3 separate regions of the Homo sapiens genome follow, and all the other regions are linked to region 1. The links are chromatin loops, found by intact Hi-C in ENCODE. Cell type or tissue: heart left ventricle. All regions are shown on one strand.

Evidence for each region. Hi-C counts contacts between places; a loop is a spot of excess contacts. Peaks named below come from ENCODE experiments on the same cell type or tissue, not always from the same donor. Only the 100,000 strongest peaks of a DNase experiment are listed, where the experiment ranks them.
Region 2: it touches region 1 in a loop (4-fold over the local background); 3 of 110 quality-filtered maps call a loop at or near these places.
Region 3: it touches region 1 in a loop (4-fold over the local background); 18 of 110 quality-filtered maps call a loop at or near these places.

Annotation. Positions count from the first base shown.
Region 1 is chr5:88,725,188-88,733,187 of GRCh38, reverse strand. It overlaps MEF2C (myocyte enhancer factor 2C), which reads left to right. Exons shown (of 11, transcript NM_002397.5): 7 at 1,287-1,459; 8 at 2,954-2,977; 9 at 3,841-3,970; 10 at 4,560-4,695. Among named protein-coding and RNA genes, the nearest start is that of GSCAR, 32 kb to the right of the region's middle. RefSeq lists enhancers at 586-865, 986-1,035. In heart left ventricle, CTCF peaks have their summits at 822, 3,424 (motif pointing left) and 5,274 (motif pointing left); a DNase peak (open chromatin) is centred at 917; H3K27ac peaks cover 1,830 bases.
Region 2 is chr5:89,981,190-89,989,189 of GRCh38, reverse strand. No RefSeq gene overlaps it. Among named protein-coding and RNA genes, the nearest start is that of MIR3660, 32 kb to the left of the region's middle. In heart left ventricle, no CTCF peak of the experiment used is centred here; no DNase peak of the experiment used is centred here; H3K27ac peaks cover 1,236 bases.
Region 3 is chr5:89,726,726-89,734,725 of GRCh38, reverse strand. All of the region lies in intron 1 of LINC02161 (long intergenic non-protein coding RNA 2161), which reads right to left. Among named protein-coding and RNA genes, the nearest start is that of LINC02161, 150 kb to the right of the region's middle. In heart left ventricle, a CTCF peak has its summit at 4,517 (motif pointing right); no DNase peak of the experiment used is centred here.

The DNA of each region.
Region 1 (8,000 bases):
GCCCTCATCAATTCCTGCCTCTTCTGTGAATCTTTTATTGGATCACCTCTTCTCTCCCGGGAACTCAATAACACTTAATCTGGATTACTCTGCAGGCACCTCACCCTACGCTGCCTTGTATTGGTCTTTATGTTTTCCATGAGTATGTATTGGATTACCACAAAGAGATTTCAGAGCTTTTCAAGCCTGGGGCCTTGTCTTTGCATCCTCACTGGGTAGCACACAATCTCACTCATGCAGGGGTAATAGATACTTGTGTTTTGTAATGATGGCAATAACAATGAGGTTTAACTGTCTCCTTTAGAAAGCTTCAGAAAACAACTGTCTAGTTTCTAGCAAGGATTGTTGAATCAGGTAGCTGAGTTCTCTTATTCTCCCTTCAGAGGCAGTGGAGGAAATCAGCAGATGTCTTTCTGAGTCCACTGTCATGCCAGCTCTGCTGGCATTTGTAATCAACTCCTCCCTAGCTCTCTTGGTCATATTTTGAAATATGAAAAACGCAGACCTTGGGATACCCACTTTTCTGTTAGTAGGATACTGAACATCAGAGACCTAAGAAAACCCTTTCAGTCTTCCAGTTCAATGGCTATTCCTGTGCCTTGGTGAATCAGCACTTTAGCGGAGGCATCATCACTTCATTTCAGCTCCAGGGAAGGAGTCTTGCTTTCTGAAGTTCTGTGTGAGGAGGAAAGCAAGGGTTGTACACTGAACTTAGTAAGGAGGGCAAAGCAGATGGAAGAAAAACCATAGAGAGAATTCACTCAGAGAAAAGCGGAACTGAACAGCAAAATGTGTAAGCGGCTTCCCCTCCTCCTGCCTGTCCTAGAAATTACAGTCTTGCTGGTATGCCCTTTCTTCATTTAAGGACACACAGACACACAAAATAAAACCCAAACCAGTGAACTGAAAGAGTGAGTCACGCCAGCCAGGCCTCCGCCAAGCTAGTCAATTAAAGTGCAAGACCAGTTCTGTGCTTTTCTTAGACCCTGAACTACTGTCTGACTTTCTTCCTGAATATTTTTGATAGGAAAAAAAGTATATGCTGACTTCTGAGCAAGTTGATGTATATTGGCTCTCTTCTCATAAAAAGTTTTTAATCTTCCTTCAGAGGACTATTGAATACTTAATTGGGTTACTTGTCCCATGGAGGTCAAATCAGTCATCCTATGGTTTTGCAATGTACGTCTTACCATTAAGCTTTTGTTTTTATTCTCATGTTGTGTATTCTTCGGAAACGTATTTGACCTAGATTTCTTCCTAAATGCTTTATTGTTTTTTGTTAACAGGGAACGGGTATGGCAATCCCCGAAACTCACCAGGTCTGCTGGTCTCACCTGGTAACTTGAACAAGAATATGCAAGCAAAATCTCCTCCCCCAATGAATTTAGGAATGAATAACCGTAAACCAGATCTCCGAGTTCTTATTCCACCAGGCAGCAAGAATACGATGCCATCAGTGGTAATACAAAACTACATTTTAAATAAATATTGATAATGTTTTGTATATGTTTTGCTGTTTTTATATTTGTCTAACTTGATGAATTACTTAACATTCTCCCAGAAAATTAACATAACAGTGCCATTGACAGAGCCTTGCTTGTATTTAGCTATTATTTCTGGTAACTGGTTTGCATTTCCCTTTTCCGTGTAAAAAAAATATATATATATATCTGGTGAACTTCACTAGGCTGATGTTCTAGGATAAGAAAAACATTTTCTTTTAAGGCTTTCAATTTATAGTTGGAAAAAAATCAGACACTACCATCGGTCAATCTCTACGTCCCATAAGCAGAGTAATAATAGGTAATGAGGTACTTTATAACATAGTATTTTTACAATATTTATGTCCTCAACACGCTGACAATGAGAAAGTACTTTCCACAATTTCTAAATGAACTTTCTCCTGTTAATTAGCAAATCCTTTCTTAGATGTATTGCAATGATTATATCTAATACATCGCATGCCTACACACTGCCTCAATTCATCTTTCCATACATTTACTTCATGAAAATAGCTATCTCTCAAAAGCAAATTAAAATCCTAGGCATTTTAGGAACAAAGGTTATATTTTACATCAAAAAAGAATTGTAGCACCTCTAAGGAAGATAAATAAATAAGAAATTTTAAATAGAGGTTATATCCCCAGACCCTGTCATTTTTCTTTCTTCTGGGTCTGCATGCCTAAGATGAAGATAATGTTATGGGACCAAATTCAACAACAAAGAGACTTACATCAGTGTTCTACAAATTAGCTTTGCTTAAGAGCAAGAACGTTTAAAACCAAGATTCGGTAGACAAATTTAGATCATTCTGCAAACACATTTATTTCTTTTTTCTTTCTCTGCTCTGTGGCAAGCTTCAGGGTAAAACAGTCCTGTGAGCTGATTAGTTTATTATGGCACAGTGCAGATTAATTTTGAATATCAACCAAAAACATCACATAATATGCAACATTCCCTTCAGAAAAAAACTGGGTCTAATAAATATAACCTCCTACAGGGCTACAGCCAAGCAGTGTGGGCCGTGCATGGCAGGCCATCTCTATCAACAGATTTATTCCAGGTCCCTTAAAACTGATGCTGTCCCAGGGAATCTGTGATGGGTCAGTTAGGTCCCTCTCTGGCAGCCAGGTGTGTAGCTCCCCTTCCTCCAGCAAGTGAGGTTTCAAAGCACAGTCTTTTTTTTTCCTTCAAAATGAAGTGATGAAATAATGAACATTGAGACACTGACCTGGGCTGAAAACCGGGTAGATTGTCTTCACATTTGAGACAAACAGCTCATTAAGGGAAACAAAGAATGTCTTTGTAAGGAGTTATCTTTGGAGTCTGGGTTTTAAAACTGTTTAAACTGTTGTGTCTATCGGAAGATGCTTTTCCTTTTGTTGAAAAGATTTTGCCCAATTATAAATATTTACGGACACTAATTAATAAAACTCCTTCCGCATGCTCTCAGTCTGAGGATGTCGACCTGCTTTTGGTAAGTGGTGAGAGCGCTTCCCTCAAATGGCATGTGCAAAGCTACTTTTAGGTAGAGGTGGTAGCTTTGATAAAATTGGAAGATATTGGAAGTTACCACAGTATGTCAACATTGATTATGTTTAAATACCATTAATTTCTGGCATCACTCACAGGTGAAAAGAATGTCAGGTTTTTTTTTTTGTTTCAATATTTTTTCTGTTTTCAATATTTTAGGACAATTTATAGTAAAATTCAAACAAAAATATTCTTTCATTACATAAAACTAAAATATTTCTTCTTCTGGGAATTAAAGTCTCATGATTTTAAGTTTATGTGGTGGATCTTTTATCTCTTTACTGTAATGAGTTAAATATTCGCATTAGCTGCTTTGCCATCTAGTTTGAGGGAAGTTTAGAAGAATCTGAACAAAGTGGTCACAGCACCACCTGCTGGTCAAAATATAACATGAGCCCCTACTCATTTGCTCTCTGCTGTATGTAGAACTGAACATAAAAACTACCATGGTTGATTTTAATTTTTTTTTAATTTGCATTTGAATGAAAACTGAAACAATGGAAGTACAGTATACATATTTCATCAGTTTTCAACATAGTCTGTTTTTACCCATAATAAAGCTATGGTACTTGTTACTAGTTCAGTTGCCTAGGAGATACTGATGTAATGGGTTACTATGGCAACAGCTGGTCTCTTGAAGGATTGTAAATGATAGGGTTGGCAGAGTTCATAGAGACACATGTTAAATGATTAATTTCATGAGATTTGTACCAAGTTATCTCTTTATGTGGAAAACTAATACTGAAATCTAATATTTTTAACTTTTAAAAAAATTCATCAGTAATGTCTTTTTATTTATTTTAAAAGAATCAAAGGATAAATAACTCCCAGTCGGCTCAGTCATTGGCTACCCCAGTGGTTTCCGTAGCAACTCCTACTTTACCAGGACAAGGAATGGGAGGATATCCATCAGCCATTTCAACAACATATGGTACCGGTGAGTAGCTTTGTCATGTGCAATTAGTACACTAAATACTTTTTATTGAAAATCAAGATGAAAAAGTTATCTTTTACTCTATTAGGAAGCTTTATTTAGGGCCTGCGCCGTCCACAGCACTGCAGCATTACCCATTCTTCACTAAGACAAAGTGAATATCCACATTTTTCTTTCTTAACTGACTGAAAGTTTTATTTATGCAACCTGAGTTCAAAATAGAAACACACTTTCAAGAAAATTGAGCTGTTTCTTTGATGTAATAAAAAGCTCACTTTCTCAGGATTGTTTAACATTTCTACATCATCAAATATGTACATACCTTTATACTAGATTGTAGTTCTAATAAACTAGAATTGCGGACTATGCTACTTCAGAGCATTCGTGGAATACTTATTTTTGGTTTATAGTATATTCCTTTTAAATTAGAATTATCGCTGATGCTTTATCTCCCCTCCCCTCAAAATTAAAAATATCTATAATAACGATAATCCTAATAGAATATTTTGGAAATTGAAAATGTTTATTCTATTTACCATTTGATAATTTCTAAATTTAATATTTTCCCTTGTTGTTTTATTCTTTAATCTAGAGTACTCTCTGAGTAGTGCAGACCTGTCATCTCTGTCTGGGTTTAACACCGCCAGCGCTCTTCACCTTGGTTCAGTAACTGGCTGGCAACAGCAACACCTACATAACATGCCACCATCTGCCCTCAGTCAGTTGGGGTAAGCAATATTATTTTTTATAATATAATTTTAGAATGTATTTTGAAAAACAAATGACAGTCTCTAAATATGTGCTTCAATATCCCATTAACGGGTATAAAACTCTACTTTATTGAAATCCAAGTGTAATTTTCAGATCAATACTTTTCAAGTAGCTTAAATCTTATATACCTGTTTTTTAAGAGGACAGCGAGCTCTGTAATAATGAGGTAAATTCTTTCCTTATTGTTTTAGGCTACATTTGTTTCCACTTCTATCAGTGATATAATTTTTATTTAGTTTTCACACAGTTCATTTGGGACATAAGAAGGCATTTATAGTATAAGCTTAGATATTTGAGAATTTTTCTTTTTTCACATAAACCATATGGTTTATGCTAATGTTAACCTAATACACATAGGAACAACTAGTCAATTGATACACAGGCTTCATGTATTTATAATGTACTCATAGTATAGTTGTATACTTATAGATATTTTAAGAAATATATGTATATAATACTAACTAGTACATATAATACTAATTACCTAAATTTGGATATAAAAATAATTTTTGTTTTATGTAGTCAGAGGATGTATCTTTCTGCCCCCTTGTGGTAGTTTTCAGATATGTCTTTATCATAGAAATGACTCTTGTCATTTATCTATGGAAACGTTCAAACCTTTAAAAAGCTCTGAATTCACAATTCACACTATTTCATATAAAACAAATCATTTTTTTAAAAAAGCTTAAAACGTTAACTGAAAGCCTGACTGTAAATTTAATAAGTCCAAAATTGCAATTAATCTTCAAAAGAAAATACCAGGAGGATATAAAATATTTAAAGATAACAAGCTTTTATATTTTAAAAATATTCTGTCTGCCTAGCCCACTTTTACTTTTCTGCTTAGCCATTTGTTATCGTTAATCACTTAGCTGTATTAGTTAACTAGTTATATATCCATATGTCTAAGGAGACAGTGAGAATAAAACACTGATTAGTATAAAAGTCACTGATTTATACCACAACTTTGTGTCTCTTATGTTTGCTGGTGCCCTCTCTCCCCCCACCCACTAGCTTTCACATGATAGTGATTTAGCATATATTAGTGATCTGATTATGAAATATTCACCCGTACACTGTTTGCTTATGTTCATCCTACCCGCTAATCACTGTCATTGAAAATCTAACCTTTCATTTAAATAGTAAGATAAATTCACGTGATACTGTTGGTCAGCTTTCTTGAAAGATAGTTAACTTTGAAGATACATTACATATTGATCAGCGCAGAGTTTTATCTTTTTAGGACACTTAAATTTTCTCTGGAATGTTAACTATTCAAGTAGACATTAACTGTGGGAACTTCTTCAGGTAATTATCACCAAGCACATAATTCCATCCAGGCAACTAAAAAATATGTACATGTATACATATTTTGTACAAAGTATCAACTGCTATGGCTTAGCAGGGAATCCACTGAACATGATTCTTGTCAAAAATAAACATAACTGCTTATTTCCCATTTTTTTCACAAAATTCATCCATTATAGGGCTAGATTTCCCTAAAAGTTATCAATGTCAAAAGCCATATTATTTTCTCTGAATGTGGCTTTTTTTTGTTTTCAATAGTACCTGATAATTTATATTTTTACATATAAACACATATTTATTTACATATTTTAGCTGTACTACAATTTTAAAACTCTTTTCTATTACAAGGAAGAATCTAATTCTCTGCTGCCTCTAATAGAGGTTTCAGAAAATGAGAAAGGAGGGACAGCCTTAGACAGAAAGGAACTGAATTACAACAGCCAAAGGTTAAGCATTTTGTTCAGCTCCCGGTTCCTTTCAACACTTAATTTCGTTGTGCTTAATTTGACTCTTAGTTTTCTCTGTGAGTTTTAATTGCACTTAATCACTTCCCTTACCCCTCAAATCAATGGAATGACCCTTCCAGTCCTTCCACTGTTGGCCCTTCTCTCTCTCTGCTTCACACACACTCTTTTCTCCCTCTCACAATCACACACAGAGTAGCTTTTTGAAAGGAGGTTCCTTCACATGGACTACCTCATATTCACACGATTAAATGTTAAACTGTTTTTTTAAAAAATCCCAAGCTGCAATACTTATGTAAAGTAATTCACATGAGCATCCTTAATTCTTTACAGTGTAAATCAATTTAAAAAGAATTGATACATTTTCCAGGCCAAAGTTGTCGCAGAGATTTGTGTTGCGGGCTCACATTCTTTTGGCTAGAGACAATGTTCATAGCAGAGTGGAATATATTTCAGCTCCACCAAAGTAGATATTCCCAGCAGCCCAAGATGGTTACCACAATTCTTTCTCAAAATTGCAAAACCATAAACAGAGTTCTTCATATTTTGTCCATGGAAAAAAAGTTCATTTTGTCCTTTGGAGCTTTAAGTCTTCAAAGCTATACTTTTAAAACCTAGTATCTGATTTTATCTAACCAAGCTAAGTAAGCAACACAAATTTATTTGCTATAGGGAGAGAGATGGCTGACAGAGGAACTTGCCATCAAGAGTTAATGAAAGTCCTTTGAATACTAATATTTGATTTAGTGTAACACTAAGTTTTAGTGTTTTTCTAAACCACCACCTATAAAAAGGGCAGCCTGTTTTCTGGAAGCATTTCCATACGTCAACTTTGTTGATGTGGGTGTTCAGTACATACTGAGAGAGATAACTCTGAGTAGAGATGACTTATAAAAGGTTAGGTTAAATATAGTTTGATAGTCTAATTTCCAGGCGGAGGCAGTAAAAATTTTGAATAAAACTATCCAGTCATGTTTGATTTCTGAACAATTATGGGAAAGGGTAGGAGTTTTCCCAATTCAAAAGCATCTGTAATAGATGAAAATTTGCATAGAGGACTTGATATGGGTAACTTGCATATCTGGCTTCTATCTCCCCACCCACCTCTTTATCACCCACCCACACATATGCAGTATTTCACAATTATCAGGGTCTATAATTATTCGTGTCTATATTTTGTTCTCAAGTAGACCAACATGCTTATATCTGAACCTAGCATATATGCAGTTAAGTTATTTTAATGCTACTTTTTTCTTTTCAAGAAAATACTTCTTTGTTAACAGAGACTAGCCATTCTATTTTATATCCTATGTCACAGTATAATGAAGCTGAATCTAAGATATCACTTGCATTTTACTACTGTGGATTTAGTCCCCAGAACTACTCAAAATGCTTCATGTATGTTTTCAGTGTCAAATGAAATTCCACCAAAAGATAAATTTAAGCTAGTCTGTTTGTAGGAAGGGATAACCAATAATTGTTACATCTTT
Region 2 (8,000 bases), 1.3 Mb before region 1:
CTGAGTGACCCTGACCTCTTCCCAGCATTCCTGACCCCACCTCTGTGTTGGGGAAAATGATGCTCGTCATGTAACCCTCACAACATTCTCCAAAAGTCATGGGACATTGCTGAAAAAATAAGAATCCTGTTTGGAAGGCCAGCTTGGCTCTCAACCTGCCTTTCTGGATTTATCTTCCACTACTCGTTCTCAGGAACCCCTATTTTCAGCGCAGGTGTTGGACTGAGCTGTCTGCTGTGTAACATGCAATTCTCTCCCTCTCCACTTTTCCTCACTGAGCCTGTGAAGCTCAGTTCAAACCCAATTCTGTAGTTCAGCTTCACTCTTGTCCTTCCTCTGAAATTATATGGCTCTCTTCATTTGACATTTCACTTGCATACAATAAATATCCTGTTGCTATATTTGCAGAATGTATTATAACAAATTTTTAGTATCCTTTATCTCTTCTAACACAGGATGAGTGCATCGATACATTCAAATATCTGATTGATCAAACAATCTTTACATCTCCTCAGCAGTTCTAGTTGGGTTTTAATGACATCATGACCCTGCGTGGACCTACACACATTGCTGAAGTTGCACACCAGAATGTAATTATGATATATGCATTCAGGCATGCAATGTGGACAGCAAAAAAAAAAAAAAAAAAAAAAAAATCTGTTTGAAATATTTAGCCCGGAGTGTTAAATTGGATCCTAGAAGGCAAAATTACTTAGCTGTGTCAGGTCCAAAGCTATATTTAAGTTTATTGTTTCGTAACAAGTCTGGTCTATTTCAGTGTATTGTTCTCTGTACAAGGTCTCCCCATAACCATGCATTATAATAGACTGTTGCCAGCATTCTTAAAAGTTTCAGAGATGGATTCTTGATTACTTACTTCCTGCCCCAGGGATTCTTGCTGTTAGGGTTGTCATTAAACAAAGCAGCCTCCCTGGCATTGTATTCTGACAAACAATTCGCACCTTTGTAAACTGATTAACAGAATGACTTTGTTTTGATAATTGATCCTTGACTTGTATTTTAAAGGACAGCAAAACTTTAGAGAACTTCTATATTTGTTACAAATACTTTTCCTGGAATTTAAAAAATAATTTAAAACTTCATTAGGAAAATAACGTCATTAGAAAAACAGCGTCAGCCAGTACAAACTTTTAGTTACAAGATGAATAAGTTCTAGAGATCTAATGTACAGCATGATGACAGGAGTTAATAATAATGTATTGTATACTTGAAATTTGCTAGGAGAGTAGACCGTAAGTGTTCTCACCACATATAACACCCCCCAACACACACACACACACACACACACAAATGGTAACTATGAGAGGTGATGGATGTGTTAATTTTAGCTTGATTGTGGTAATCACTTCACAATAGGTAAGTGTGTCAAAACAACCATATTCTACAGCTTAAATATATACAGTTTTTATTTGTCAATTATACTTCAATAAAGTGAGGGGAGAAAACAGTAGCATGAAACAAATTAAGACTGGAGACCATTATGTTCATTATTATGTGTATGAATTAATGTATAGACTGGTCAGAGCAAGCAGGCTACCCAGAACAGGTGGTAACCAGCCCAGATCCAGACTTTATCTTCTCAAAGTCATCCCTCTGCCCTCTGCCCAAGGTGAGTGATGATCCCATCACTCAGAGGCAATGGCCTGTCTGTACTACTGCATGCAGAGCAAATGTTATAATCTGAAGTATTCTTATTGTGAACTATTCTGTATGAAGACCAACATGACCAACATATGAATCTTTGTTGATTACCTGGGTTAAAAAAAATGCCCCACCTTGACAACTGTTCTCCATTTCCTGTTCCACATCAATAATCCTATTAGCTACACAGCCTTTGGCAAGTAAGAGGGAAAGTTACTCCAAATAAAGCTACTGTAATCGGGATAATCTGATGGCCATTCCCCTGTTATTTGGTGTTTAATTACCTGTTGTTAGTTTTTTCGAAGGGCTTAAGAAAAAAATCATACATATATCAATGTATGTCAGAGTTCCAAATGAAAAGAAAAAGTTGAAAGTAAGTGGGAGGATTAGAGCTAGTTACTGACACACTTAGCCCAGGTAGAGAATTTAGGTGACTGCTGATTTTGGTGGTCTAGTGAAACCTTGCATGTAGTTGTTATTGGTAAAGAATATTGAAGCTATATTGATACAGCACATTCTTTAAAAAGGAAGGAGACTTTAACAGCTATTGAGAGTTAAGCATTTGGTATTAACTTTTATATTTAAAAAATTGCTCTTTCCACTCTAAAGTGACTCTAGAATTGGAATTCTATTCCAACAAACACTGGGGGGAAAATGTGACCAAACATAGTTGTCAACAGACTTAAAATGACAAACACTACCACATTTAAAATTTATTTTCAGCATTTCTTGAAGTAATAAAAGGAGAAAAAGGGCCGGGCGCAGTGGCTCGCGTCTGTAATCCCAGCACTTTGGGAGGCCAAGGCGGGTGGATCACGAGGTCAGGAGATGGAGACCATCCTGGCTAACACCGTGAAACCCTGTCTCTACTAAAAATACGGGCGTGGTGGCGGGCGCCTGTAGTCCCAGCTACTCGGGAGGCTGAGGCAGGAGAATGGCGTGAACCCGGGAGGCGGAGCTTGCAGTGAGCAGAGATCACGCCACTGTACTCCAGCCTGGGCGACAGAGCGAGACTCCATCTCAAATTAAAAAAATAAAAATAAAAAATAAAAAAAAGGAGGAAAAGAGTAAATTTTCATTCTGTACAGTTACATATTTTGTATAATGGCTGGGAAATAAAGGATTTTGACATCTTGAACTCTTAAAATTCCCTCAGGAAATGGCTAGAGATGGATTTTGATAGAAACAAATCCCCATTTTAAACTCTTTAAAACATTTTTTATATCATTCAGGTAGTAGTCCTTTGGGCATTGCTGGAGAAAGCTGATGAAAGAATATATGCTCTTAACTAGTTAATGAAAAATTGAGATAAACAAAAGAGTTGCTTAAATATAGATTTTTCTCCTCATATAATTTGTCTCATTAAAATGCTTTTAATATTCTGTATTCTGATTTTCCTTGAAGGAAATATTGTTCTACAAAATTCCAGTGAGACATGCTAAAAATAATGTCTGTGACAGAAATTTTAATTTCCTATCTAAATAATTAAATTTAAGACTATTGCATTTTATATTTCAAAAAAAGATCATTAGATCCTTTTTCTTACGGGAAAACTGAGTCCCACAGAGCACAAAACACTCATCCAAAGTCACAGAGATAACAATTATGAGGGTTGGGTTGAACCCAAGTTAACTTATTTCTACTCTAGTACTTTTTCCATTATGCTGAGCCATCACGGATTATTTAAAGTTCTGCCTTCTTTCCTTCCATTGCAAGAAGGAAATCTTGTTGAAAGTCTGCATACAGGACATGCACACCAGTAACTTGATAGTGTGTTAAATGTCATGTAGGAGTCCAGTAGGCCAAAATCTAGATTTAGTTTCTGGGCCAATTATGATTTTTATTTAGTAGATTTTCATTCTATGTAGTACAGTATTGTGTATGGGCTGAAAAATACATAATTCAAATTTTTTAGTTTTTAAGTTTTTTGGTTCTACAGGAATCCCAAAACATGACTGGCTTTACATCAAATTATAAAATAAAGTTTTCTTTTGAACCTCCAATTTTTACACTTAGTGTCTCCTCACACCATCTGCTGCATGTCTTTCATCTGAGGTCTACTACCCTATTATTTCCATTTAATTATGTCACTTCAAAACCTAGATAATATCAATCATTTTTAATTTATTGTGAATTTGAATAAATTGTGAATGCTATTTTTCCTTTGACTATTTGTATTTTGACATTTTCATGGTAGAACAAAAGGCCATATCACTATTTATAAAAGTGAATTCAGGTAGTAACTATGAGGGGAAAATGTTTTATTTATAGAAAGGAATTTATTCTGTTCCCTTAAAAATAATGCAACCTATGTAATTATACTTCTTATTCTCTCTACCTTAAGACTTTTTTTTTGACACTTGCTTCCTAGAATAATAACCATTATCCCCCTACCTTGTGTCAGCATTTGTGAAAAAAGTTATTGGCATGATTTTAAAAATGAGACTCAGTTAAATGCGTAAACATTTACTAGTCTTCTACTTTGCTTGGCACTATGAGGAAGGAGGAATATGGGTAGGATATTGAATTATCCTGAAAAATCTGTAATGTCCCACAGTGTGTTCTTGGGTAAAATGTGGCTTCAATACCAAATTTTCTCATTTTCTGTCTTCATAACTCAAAACATGGCTTCCAAGTTCTTCCCTACCAAATCCAGTCAGTCACACCAATTGATCCAAGATTGTATTCTACCTGAAATCCATTTGTCATCTCCATTAGATAATATAGTACAATGGTTCTCGAACTTTTAGGACTCAGGGCTGGGCGTGGTGGCTCACGCCTGTAATCTCAGCGCTTTGGGAGGCTGAGGCAGGTGAATCACGAAGTCAGGAGATTGAGACCATCCTGGCTAACATGGTGAAACCCCGTCTCTACTAAAAATACAAAAAATTAGCCAAGCGTGGTGGCAGGCATCTGTAGTCCCAGCTACTTGGGAGGCTGAGGCAGGAGAATGGCGTGAACCTGGGAGGCGGAGTTTGCAGTGAGCAGAGATCGTGCTACTGCACTCCAGCCTGGGCGACAGAGCGAGACTCCTCTCAAAAAAAAAAAAAAAAAAAATCCTTTTAGGACTCAGAACGGTTTTACACTCTTAAAAATTATTTAGGACCAAAACACCTTTTTCTTGAGTAATATATACAAATATATAGCATATGAGAAGTTACAGTTAGGAAAGTTTAAAACTATTAATTCATTTAAAAATAATTTTAAAGTTATTACTGTATGTAAATACAAAGTAACATATTTTTTGAAATATATGTATATTTTCAAAAACACATTTAATACAAAGAATTGCATTGTTCTACATATTTATAAATATCTTTAATGTATGGTTTAATAGAAAAGAGATGGATTCTCATATCTATTTGTGCATTCAGTCTGTTGTTACACATTGTTTTGGTTAAAGAATATGAAAAAATCTAGTCTCATACACATACATAGTTAGAAAAGGGAAGGATATTTTAATCACATTTTCAGATTATTATGGATATTCTTCTTTGATACTATTCCAAAACTCAACACGTGGTAATAATTTTTAAAGGTAGAATCTGAAACCATTGCAAGAACTTCTCATACTCTGTACATTAAAATCCATTGATCTATCTTATACTTTAAATTTATCTTTTGTCCATGCGTGATTTTATAGCATTATATATTCAAGATTTGGAAATTATTGGCTAAGATACGCATTTCTACCAAAATTTGGCACATTTCATTATACAATATCAATAAATCACATTCATTAACATGACCAACAATTTATCAAAAAAGTTTTTAAATATTGGGAAACTGTCACCATCAAAGATTTTCTAAAATTCTAATTTCTGCCTGAAAGTTTAAATTTTGCATTTGGAAAAAACAAAAAACAAAAAGACTGCCCAGGTATTTTTCCTGGTGTAACAGGGTCACATCTGTCATTTTTCAAGAAAATGTCTTCCAAATAAGCAAATATGGATAATCAAAGTTTGTTATTTCAAGTAAAAATTCTATTTCATGAAGGAAAGTGGTTAGGTGAGAGGAAATTCAAACAATCACATAGTGCTTTCCCTGGAGACAACCAGTGCCCTTCAATATGCAGAAGTGCTTTGAGTGTACTTCCCATTTTGTCATGCAGAATATTAAAAACATGCAGACTCAAGGGTCGGAATGTAATGACAATGGCTTTTTAGTTTATTTGCCTTCCGTAGTGAGAGTGTGGCAGTGAAAAATGCAATGACTACTCGTACAGTTTGGTGCCACCGGCTTTATTCCAAGTTGCCAAAAGTTTTAAACACCATTTCTTTTGAACCGTAAGTGTAAATATCAATAGAAGGTATAGAAAATAATGTCTTAAGATTATTAGAAAACTAGTTTTGACCTTATGCACTCCCTGAAATGGTTTTGGTTGTCCAAGGGTTCTGTGTGATACTTTGACAACTGTGACTAAAGTGGATAACTCACTATGCTAAAATACTGTCTAGTCTGATACTCTTAGCTGTTGTGATTATGCAAAAGATTAGTTTTTCTGGGTTTCAGTTATTTATAAAATGAGAGAAAGTGGAAATCTCTAGCTCTTAAACTGTATTCTTTTCTGATTCTCTTGTTTGTGTCTGTATATTGCCACTACGTGGCTGGGCAGAGCAATTCTAAATCCTGAAAATGTCAACTTTTCAAGCTGTAATTTGTGTCAAGTCAGGATCTAAGAAGCTATATTTAAATATTTTCTTGCTAGTGTGCCATTTGGGGATAGACATGTGATTCCTTTACAATTTTTCTTTTTAAATTTGAAATAAATCTCAAACCTGTTTGGTTTTATTATCATTTTTGTGGGTTTATACTTTTGTATTATTTAATTTTTGTACCAGAATCTCAGGTTTGCTAATGGTAATCATAGCTACCATTTATTGAGCAATGTGCTGGGCACTATGCTAATCTCTTTGTGGTCATTATCTTATTTAACATTCTGAAACAATCAATAAAATGTTCAGTACTACCAAGGTCTCCTGGAAGCTAATGGAAGTGAGTTACCAATAATAGAAAGAAGTATGACTTATTTTTTGAGAATGTAAGACACAAACCCTTTATGTGTACAATTCTAACATACAGTAAGTGACATTATGTTGCAAGACTATTTTTAAACTCTGTCTTCTGTGACAAGAATGTTTAGAAATATTTGTGATACCTATGCAAATATACATAACATACACAAACATATGAATGTGCTTCCCTAAGCAAATTATCATTAGGACTTTCCTGGTACGTGAGTAAACATGTAGCTCATCGTTCAGGTGGATAGAACTCAAGATATTGTTTACGAAAAGATCATTATGAACAAATTTTGAAGTAATTAAAACAACAGAAGTGTGCTTCACATCCAGTGTATGCAGTTGTGTTTACTGTAGGGCGTGATCTTTTTCCTAGTCCCGGAGGAAGCTGACATCTGTATTTGATTTAATGAACTTCTGTTTGGTAATAACCCATGCAAAGACAATAATGCATCTATGAGCACATCCAGCTTTCAACATTGGTTCCCAGAACTCAAAGCAAGCACTCTGGGAAAAAAACTTATAAGTTTGTACGTGTTTTGACTGAGTTACTTAAAGCTTATTCCTCTTGGAATCCACACTTGTCTTTAGATTTATAAAAAAATGTGGTTTTTTTACATTTTATTATAATCATTTCAAGCAAATATCAGAATCTTAGCATGATCCTGTACTAAATTATGTTATTCAACCAATTGAGTCCTACTCCCCTGTTTTTTGGTCTGAATTCTGAATAAAGATGTAGAAAGAACATTATAACTGCAGTGGTGTGTCTGGGAATCAAATAAGGTGTGCTTAGATCAAAATTGATCTCATGCAAATACCTGCTATTGAATTTTACCCTTCTATCTATAAGGGATAGCTAATGCGCTGTTAAAAAGCTCTTTAGTAGAAACATTTCAAAATGTAGTTTTGTGTCGTTGCTAAACTTTAATAACTAAGGCCTCTTTCCATATTTTTTAAAAGCCTGACAATAATGGCTCTGTAATTACTGAACTAATGTTATCAATTCCAACAGATATCACATTTATTAAACAGAAAATGCTATGTTGCTGTTCATCAGTTAGAAATGTGTGTAATTGAAATATGAAAATGAAGTCTGTTGGAGTATGTGATTCATCATGAATTCTGCAAGCCCTACACTAACTCTCCTTTTCCTAATTAAACTGTCAAATTGAAATCTTATAATTAATGCAACCACATCCCTTACAGTAGGTTTTCCACCCGCATGTAAAGCTCAATTCAGCAGAAACTTTGCAAGAGCCTTCTCTAGGAAGAATGCAATTCTTGGCTCTTCTGAGCTCTTGAGCAGAAATTCTG
Region 3 (8,000 bases), 1.0 Mb before region 1:
ACTAGTTGAGTTGTGATGCTGAAATTTCACACACACACACACACACACACACACACCATCCAGTGTAAAAGTGGAAAATTTAACTAAAGCTCCTGAGCTAGTTACATGACTAATCTTTCTGCTTTAAGCAGAGGCAATGACTTTATGATCTTTACACTTTCTCTTTTTACTTTTTGTACAAGGGCAAACTTACAGGTACTGTATTCAATTCTCAGAGAAGTTGAAAAAGGAAATAAAGTGTTTTAAGATCTTCGAAAGAAAAGTTCACATCAATAAAGTATTCATAGATATATTTTTAAACAAAGTACATACACATTTGTTAATGTCTTCGTTATTCCTTGCCTCATGCGCCCACCTAGTAACTATATTTTTTAATTTTTTGAATAGATATAGTATATTTTTGATATATGCATATATTAAGTGTTCTCTTGAATTTATATTCAATATATAATTTTCATATTTTCTCCATTTTGTATGAGTTAACATGTATAAAACACTTAAAACTATCAGAGACCTCAAAAAATGTTAATTTAATAATAATTATTTAAATTGTTGCTATTTACATGCCTTTCTATTCAGTATATGATTATAAACATTATTCTTGACCTAAGTCAGTATTTCTGGAGAGTTGCTGGTTTTAGAAGTTGCATGATCTGCAAGGACCTTGAATGATCAGCCGAAGAAGCAACATTAAAGCAAATTCTACCTCTTTGCTCAGCAGTCCTGTTGCTAAGCAACTAACTTTGTTTATCCTCACCTATTTGGGTCAGGACTAGGGGAAATGAGCTGATGTTACATGCCAGAGAAAGGAGTTAGTGGCTAGAGATGAACTTAAAACTTCTTGGTTTTGCATTGTTTTTCCACCTAGTGACTTCCTGGCTAATTCTGGAAATGTTATTCCTCTTCTTAAGTCTGTTTATTTTAGATCATTAAATTAACAACTATACATAGGGGCCTTTAACAAAGTGCCCACATCAAGATAGTCCAAATAATATGACAAAGCAATTGGATCTCAAGACAAATATTTCAAGCCTTTCTAATAAAAGTAGCATAAAAATCACTTTTTTTTTGCTACAGAAAGTGAGACTTCTTTTGCTGATTTGTTTTCTACTTTCTTCAAGAAATGAATGGCAGAAGTGATTGACAAGGCACTATACACATTGCCAAAGCCAATTCTTATTACATAATATAGTTCTACAAATAAAAGTGACTATCAAGATGCATAAGTTATTTCTGTAGGAATAGAAGGGATGAGTTACATGCCATTTCATTTTGATAAACTTGAATCCAGTTTCTAATCAACAAGATTGCCCTATACAATAAACTACTGATTGTGACTGCTGGCGTTAACAGTAATAGGACAAGAAGATGTGTGGTACAATTTTCTCCATTCAGCTATTCGTTTTCCTACTGCTTCGAAGGAGTCTTTATATCCTTATGATCTTTCTCAAAGTTAGCCTGATCAATTGTGCTAAATGTGCCCAGTACAGCCGATGAATACATGGACAACTCTTGTTGATTGCTAAGTAGTGTCAGTTTGGCCTCAGTTCTTAATTTCTGTCAGAGTTCGCAAAATATGAATTTAATTTCAGAGTGTTTTTGCACTCTTTATAGATAATGCACTCTACTCAAAGCCCACTTCATTTTATACACACTACTAAATACATTAAATACATATATAGAAGCTGATATCCTTAGATCATATTCTCTGTCTATTTAGTCTCTTTGAACCCTTCAAATTCATTTTTTTTTCCTGCCAGTGCTAACTAGAGACTATATGATGTGTTGTATTCATTTGGAACAAAAACCTTTATAAAAACAATAATAGGATAGAAAGCATCAACAAAACCTCTACTATTTCAGTCTTTACCATCTCCAGCTCTGACATTTGGACTTGAAATTTAGAGATAATCTATTAAACTGCAGTGAGAATTGTTTATCAATTCACCAAAAGACTTTCATTCAGAGGAATCCAGGTTCCCATTTTCATAGCAAGTTTATAACTCAACATAAATGTCAAGGCTTAAAGAATATTGAAACACAGCATGGATATTTATTTGAAGAAAATCATTTGATAAATTTCAGAATGTGGAGTTTAGTTTATTTTTTAAAGAACCTGTCAAAGTATATTGTTGGGTTAACTAAATAATACAGTTTTCCTGTGGTAGGTTGCTACGTTCACCACAGTTATAATGTGCCTTTCTGTCTACCTTCATTCCATATGTATGGTAGCAGATGCTTGCATGGCTATTTGTTCATTCTTATTGATGTGCTTTTGAAAACCCAGTGAGAAAGAATGCCTTCACAGCGGATGCCCTCCTACCTACATTCAATACACATTACCCATTTCTAGCAGCTTAGCTATATCTCACTGAAACTACCCATGGTTCAAACATGCTCTTTCTCATAGCACAAACTAGTGCTTTGGCAGATGCTACCTGTATTCCTAATCACTGATGATGCCAATTGTAGAGACATAACTGGAGATCATTAACCATTTGATGTGGATTTTAAAAATCAGCTTTTCTTCAAACATTCTGTTAAAATAAAAATTGGAGTGTTTTTCCTCTTGTCATTGTTTTCTTTATTCTTTGTTAGAATATTACTAATAGTAAAAAAAACTTGTTGAATTACCGATTTATGTAAACTGTGCTAAAAGCTTTATATGTTAATTTCACTTGATCCTCAAAACAACCTTACAAAGCAGAAGACGTGCTATTTTTATGCCCTCATTACTGGTAAGAAATATAAGGCACAGAGAAGTTAAGTAACTAAGGCCAAGTAACTAGTAATATTAGAGTTGGGATTCCAATCCAGGCAGCCTCATTTCTCATCTTGCCCTGCTAACTGCTGTGCTTACACAGCATTAGACCAAGAGAGGAAGGCACCAGCACTAGACGGAATTATTTAAAGGTCTTTCTTTCTGATTTTTTTTTGGCATTGATTATAATCAATGTTAATCTAAAATTTCCCCAAATAATATAATATTATATTTTAATATTAATTAGAGAGCCAAACTACTAAGACTTACTAGTCATAGACTATTACCATGTAGAGGGACTTGTGCCATTATTCCATCCTACTACACATTATATGAACTGGGAATCTGTGATCTTTGAAGAAAAGTTATTTTTCTCAACTCCTATACCTAGTTAGAATCAGAGTCAGGGTGTTAATGAATTGGATTTCTTTCTTAGCTGTAAAAATAAGACAAATTCTAGGGCAATTTTACTATCTTTTTCCTTTAGGGGATTTTTTTTAAACCTAAGTACATTGTATTTAGCTGATGTTTACTATATGTACACATGAAAACTTAGAGTGCATACATGCATACATACATAAGTATTTAATTAAATTCCAACTACTTCCAAAAATGTTTTGAAGCAGTTAGATCACCATTGTGGGTATATGAGAAAAGATTCGCTCATAGCAAAAGTGTAAATAACTTGCTGATAGCTAAAAGATTACATTGATGAGCAATGATTTTTTTGGTAGATGGAAATCCTAAACTTTTTCTGATTCCATTGGAAAATACCAAAGAAGGAATTTCAGTAATGCATTTTGAAAATATTATTTGAGAAAATATGTATGAATTTGTTACACTGTGTGTTCTATGGGCAGAATTTTACCACTTAAATACTTCACACTTTTATGCAGAGGCCAATTCTACATCCAACAGTTTAGATCAGAAATGATTAAGAAAAAAAATTTTTCTGAGAGATTCATGAGTGTAGAAAGGAGCTGCAGATATTTTTGACAAAAGAGTTAAATTTCTTTGAGCTCTGTACAAAGAGAGAAGGAGCAATGACAAAAATGTCTTTATAGGATTTTTCAACACTCTTCGTGCCAGGTGTAGAATACTTTCAGCTGTTCCATCTACTCCTTTGATTCACTTGGAATCTGGCTATATGACATCAAAAAAAGCTTTTAATCTAGACATGTGTCCATTAGTTTTTCTCCTTATGGAACAGGAGAATTTACACTTTATTTGGCAATTACATTGAGGATTTCCAAGAAACATTTTTATGTTTCTGTTATCACATTTTAGTGTTCTTTAGGTAATCAAATATCACCTTGATCCCAGCAATTTATATTATTTTCCAAAAAACAGGCGTCGTGGGGATCCCTCATGTATCCTGCATTCGCCTCTTAGAATAGTTTTCTTCCATTTTTCAGCGTAAATGACTATTGTCTTTGTTCAGTCGTAGAACAACATATATCCCACACTATATACTCAATAAATACTCCTAAAACTAATGAGCTTTGTCTTTTTTTAAGTCAGTGTTGAATTATTTCATTTAGTCAACAATTTGCTTCATTTTGAGTGAAAATCAACAATTATTTTGATCACTCATTATGCATTTAGTCTTTGCATGTGCTCCATTCTGCATATTAATAGAAGATGATCCTCATTGTAATACTTGTTTTAATATTCTCAACTGTCATAACCATTATCATCAGAGGAGTCACAGCAATATTATTTAGAGATGTACACTAGAGGGTGGTGTTTTACCTGGACACTAGACCTCTCAATGCATTGGCTTTGAGGAAGAATGGAAATTTTTTCCAGGAAATGTTCCCCATGTTTAATGTTATATAATTCTCAGCACATATGCCCCATTAACAAAGTTGATAAACCCTAGGGAATGGAAGCAGAGTCTGAGTCACTTGGCGGCCTTGCTATCTGGTTTCTTCAACACATTCCTGTAGGTGTTTGGTTTTTCTGAGCTCCACATGCAGAGTGTCACTTGAAAACCAAAACTGATCACTAGGTGAGAATATATTTGACTCCTTCTAACTACAAGCAATTAGAAATCAAGTGAGGCAAATAGTGAACCTGAGCAAAGCTCTTAAATTAACCACTTCAATTTTAACAACCTCTGAGCCAAACATGAGTACTTCCATGCCTGACCTGAAAAGAAGAACAGAAATGATCAATGGTGGTGAGAAAAGTTATCTCAGGAAGAGCTCTTTTTTTTCTGTGTGTTTCTTCTGCTTTTTACGTAGTGCTAAAAAATAAAAATAGAAATAAAAGCTTCTAATCTAGTGCAGCCTGACATTCATAATATCTTGCAAGGGATGATCAAAATGTTGCTACACTTGTTCCCCCCTCAATAAACATTTTTATGTTAATAACAGGTTATGGCTTGGATTTAACTCATTTTGCTTCTAGCTGGTGCTCTCATTTGTGTGTTTTTCTCAATTGACTCTTACGATTTTGGTTTAATTGTTGCTCAAATCATGAGTTCTATTGTGGTTTCTTATGACAAATGTTCCAAATTTTAATTGACTTTTACCTGGACATGTGAATAACATCATGAAAGGGGGAAAATCCTCAAATTTATTGCTCTCAAATTTCCCTCCAGGAGAAAATTATTCTCCCTGCTCTGGCCAGTGGAAATTTGCTTATAATGCAAGCAAGTCTTGATCTGATGTTGCCGGTTTTCAGACCTATATTCTTTATTATTCTTCACCATCATCTGATTTGGAAAGACTGCTGGAATCAAGATCTGCTGGAATAAATTTTTAAAAACACTATTTCATATGATCAAATTAAAGTTGAATTGACTGGTTCCTATTAAAGTTAAGCCCCGTCTAATACAGTCAAACTCTCTATTGAAGCTAGGTACACGCTTTCCTTCAAATGTTCCTTAGCATTTGGCTCTGCTGTTTCTATGTTCCCCTTTCTTCAGTGATACGATAACATTGCAATAATACTTAAACGCTGACACAACAGAAAACCTTGCCAGTTTGGCTCCCAACCTTGGCAAGCTTTTTGTTATAGTTGCAACCCAGCTTACTCCTTGAATTGCACAAAACTTTCTTAGCTCCTCCACAGCATGTCGTGTACAGGGGACTAAAGAGGAAAAGTAAGAGAGATGCTAATTTTAGACAGAGAATAGTAAATAGGACAACAAATAAAAGCTCTGTTTTGGCACATTGGAACTTTCTTTTTTCCCTTTTAAATGTGTGATTCCTTTTCCCAAATGTTGCACTAGATTTATTTTTAAAGGTGTCATCTATTTCCATTCCAGTGCTATGTCATCTATAATTTAAATTTATGAGATAAATCTTGAGGTTCACCAGTGAAGCAGCTGGAAAATTCTAGCCACTTTGCCATTGAAAATGCAGATTTGCTGAAGGTTTTTGTGTCTGACAAGCCCCATTGAAAGTACCTCACTCCCTTTCCTGACAAGCATCCATCAACATGTAATATTTATTCCTCTGTTTTAGTTTCACTACAAATAATTGGCGGTCCCTCAGCAAGAAGACAGTTTCCTGCTGAGGCAGTACCACCTGTACAGCTTCACTGAGCCGAGAACAAATGCTCTGAAAAGAGAGCTTTCCTAGAACTGATGGATAAAATGAATGAGGGATATTTACTGAAATGAGGGAAAACTGAATTTGCTCCTTTAGTTATGTCATTATTGTGACTTCTGCAATCCTCCTTCTATCACCATCAGAATGGCAATGAAGCATTCATAAATACATTTTACTGCTGACAAGAAAAATATTCTTGTTGACTTATCTTCAACCCCTCTATTTCTCCACCTCTCTCTCTCTCTCTAAATCTTTAACTTCACAATGATTACCTTCGCCAGACTCAATCTAGGGTTGAGGGGGTTGGAGTCAGGGAGCAAAATATCATATGGTGATACAGTATATAATTTTCTTCCCTTCTTGAACTTGTCTTGATTTCTGCTTTTAACTCTGGGCAAACATGAAAAGCTTAAACTCCACTGTAGCTATTGTAACATCAAAATAGATGGCCAGTGTCTGTCCTATGGCTGCTGTGACTTTCAGTTTCCTTGTAACCCCCAGACATGGATTTGCCTTGTTAGGAAAGGAGGTGTTCTTAAAGAATTATGTTTCTGTAAGTGTGCATGGTTTGCACTCTTTAAAAAAAAAACGGACAAATATGACAGGTAAATGAAGAAATAAACATGTTTATACACTATTTTTAATAATGGACAAACTATAGGAACACTTCAGATATATCTTAATTTATCAGGTAGGAGTTTTCAGATGTTATGCATCCAACTAGGTATTCTATAGGCTGTGCATTGTACTTTATTACCAAAATCAGGTAGTCATTATTTTGTTCAGATTTCTAGAAAAATAATTGTTACTTGAAATATCCCAGTTTTTAGTGTTAATCTCATGATTATTTTTCAAGGTTTGGTGTCTAGTATTCCCCATAGTCTAGTGAGAACAATGAATCAACAAGAGAAGAGTATTAAAGTACAAATACACCAATGTTTGCCATAAATAGCAGCTTTTGAGGAATAAACCCCAGTGATCTCGATGATCACTTTGCATTCTATTCCTTTACTCTAAGTTTAACATTAATAAACAAAATAAAATTCCAAACACAACAGACCAACATTTATAGCGAATTATTGTGAATGAGATGGAACTGATTAATATTTTGTGAACTTTCACAAAGGATACCATGATTTCTGAGAGTTGGGCTGTCAGAGGAACTCTGAGACCTATCATCCAAGGTACTTCACTTATATTTTAATATTTTTTCAACCTAAGAAAAATAACTGGATTAAATGGAATAGATTCAGTAACAGCCCAAGAGATTATGTATTTTTGTTTATCATTTTATCGGCAGTTGCATTTTCTCTCTATATCCAGATAAAGTGATTGCAATAAATACCTGCTGATTCTCTCAGTGGTCACATGAAAAAATGTGTAGTCAAACTGAGATTAGAATCCCAAGTGTTACGTATTTTTAAAATTTCTATGAGGTATTCAAAGGATGCCAATTGTTATAGCAAGGGGTTAGAGGCAAATTTTAAAATACCTGGTATAAGATCTTCCTTCAATGTAATTATAATCTAACTAGAAGACATGACTTATTAATAATTTACTGACTGATTCATATATATTAAAGCTTGTATGATTCAGAGAAGGAAAAAGCCTAGTTTAGGGATTACATTAGAGAAGGCTGCTGATCAGCACATTTGCCATCATTGATGAATTCTTCTTCT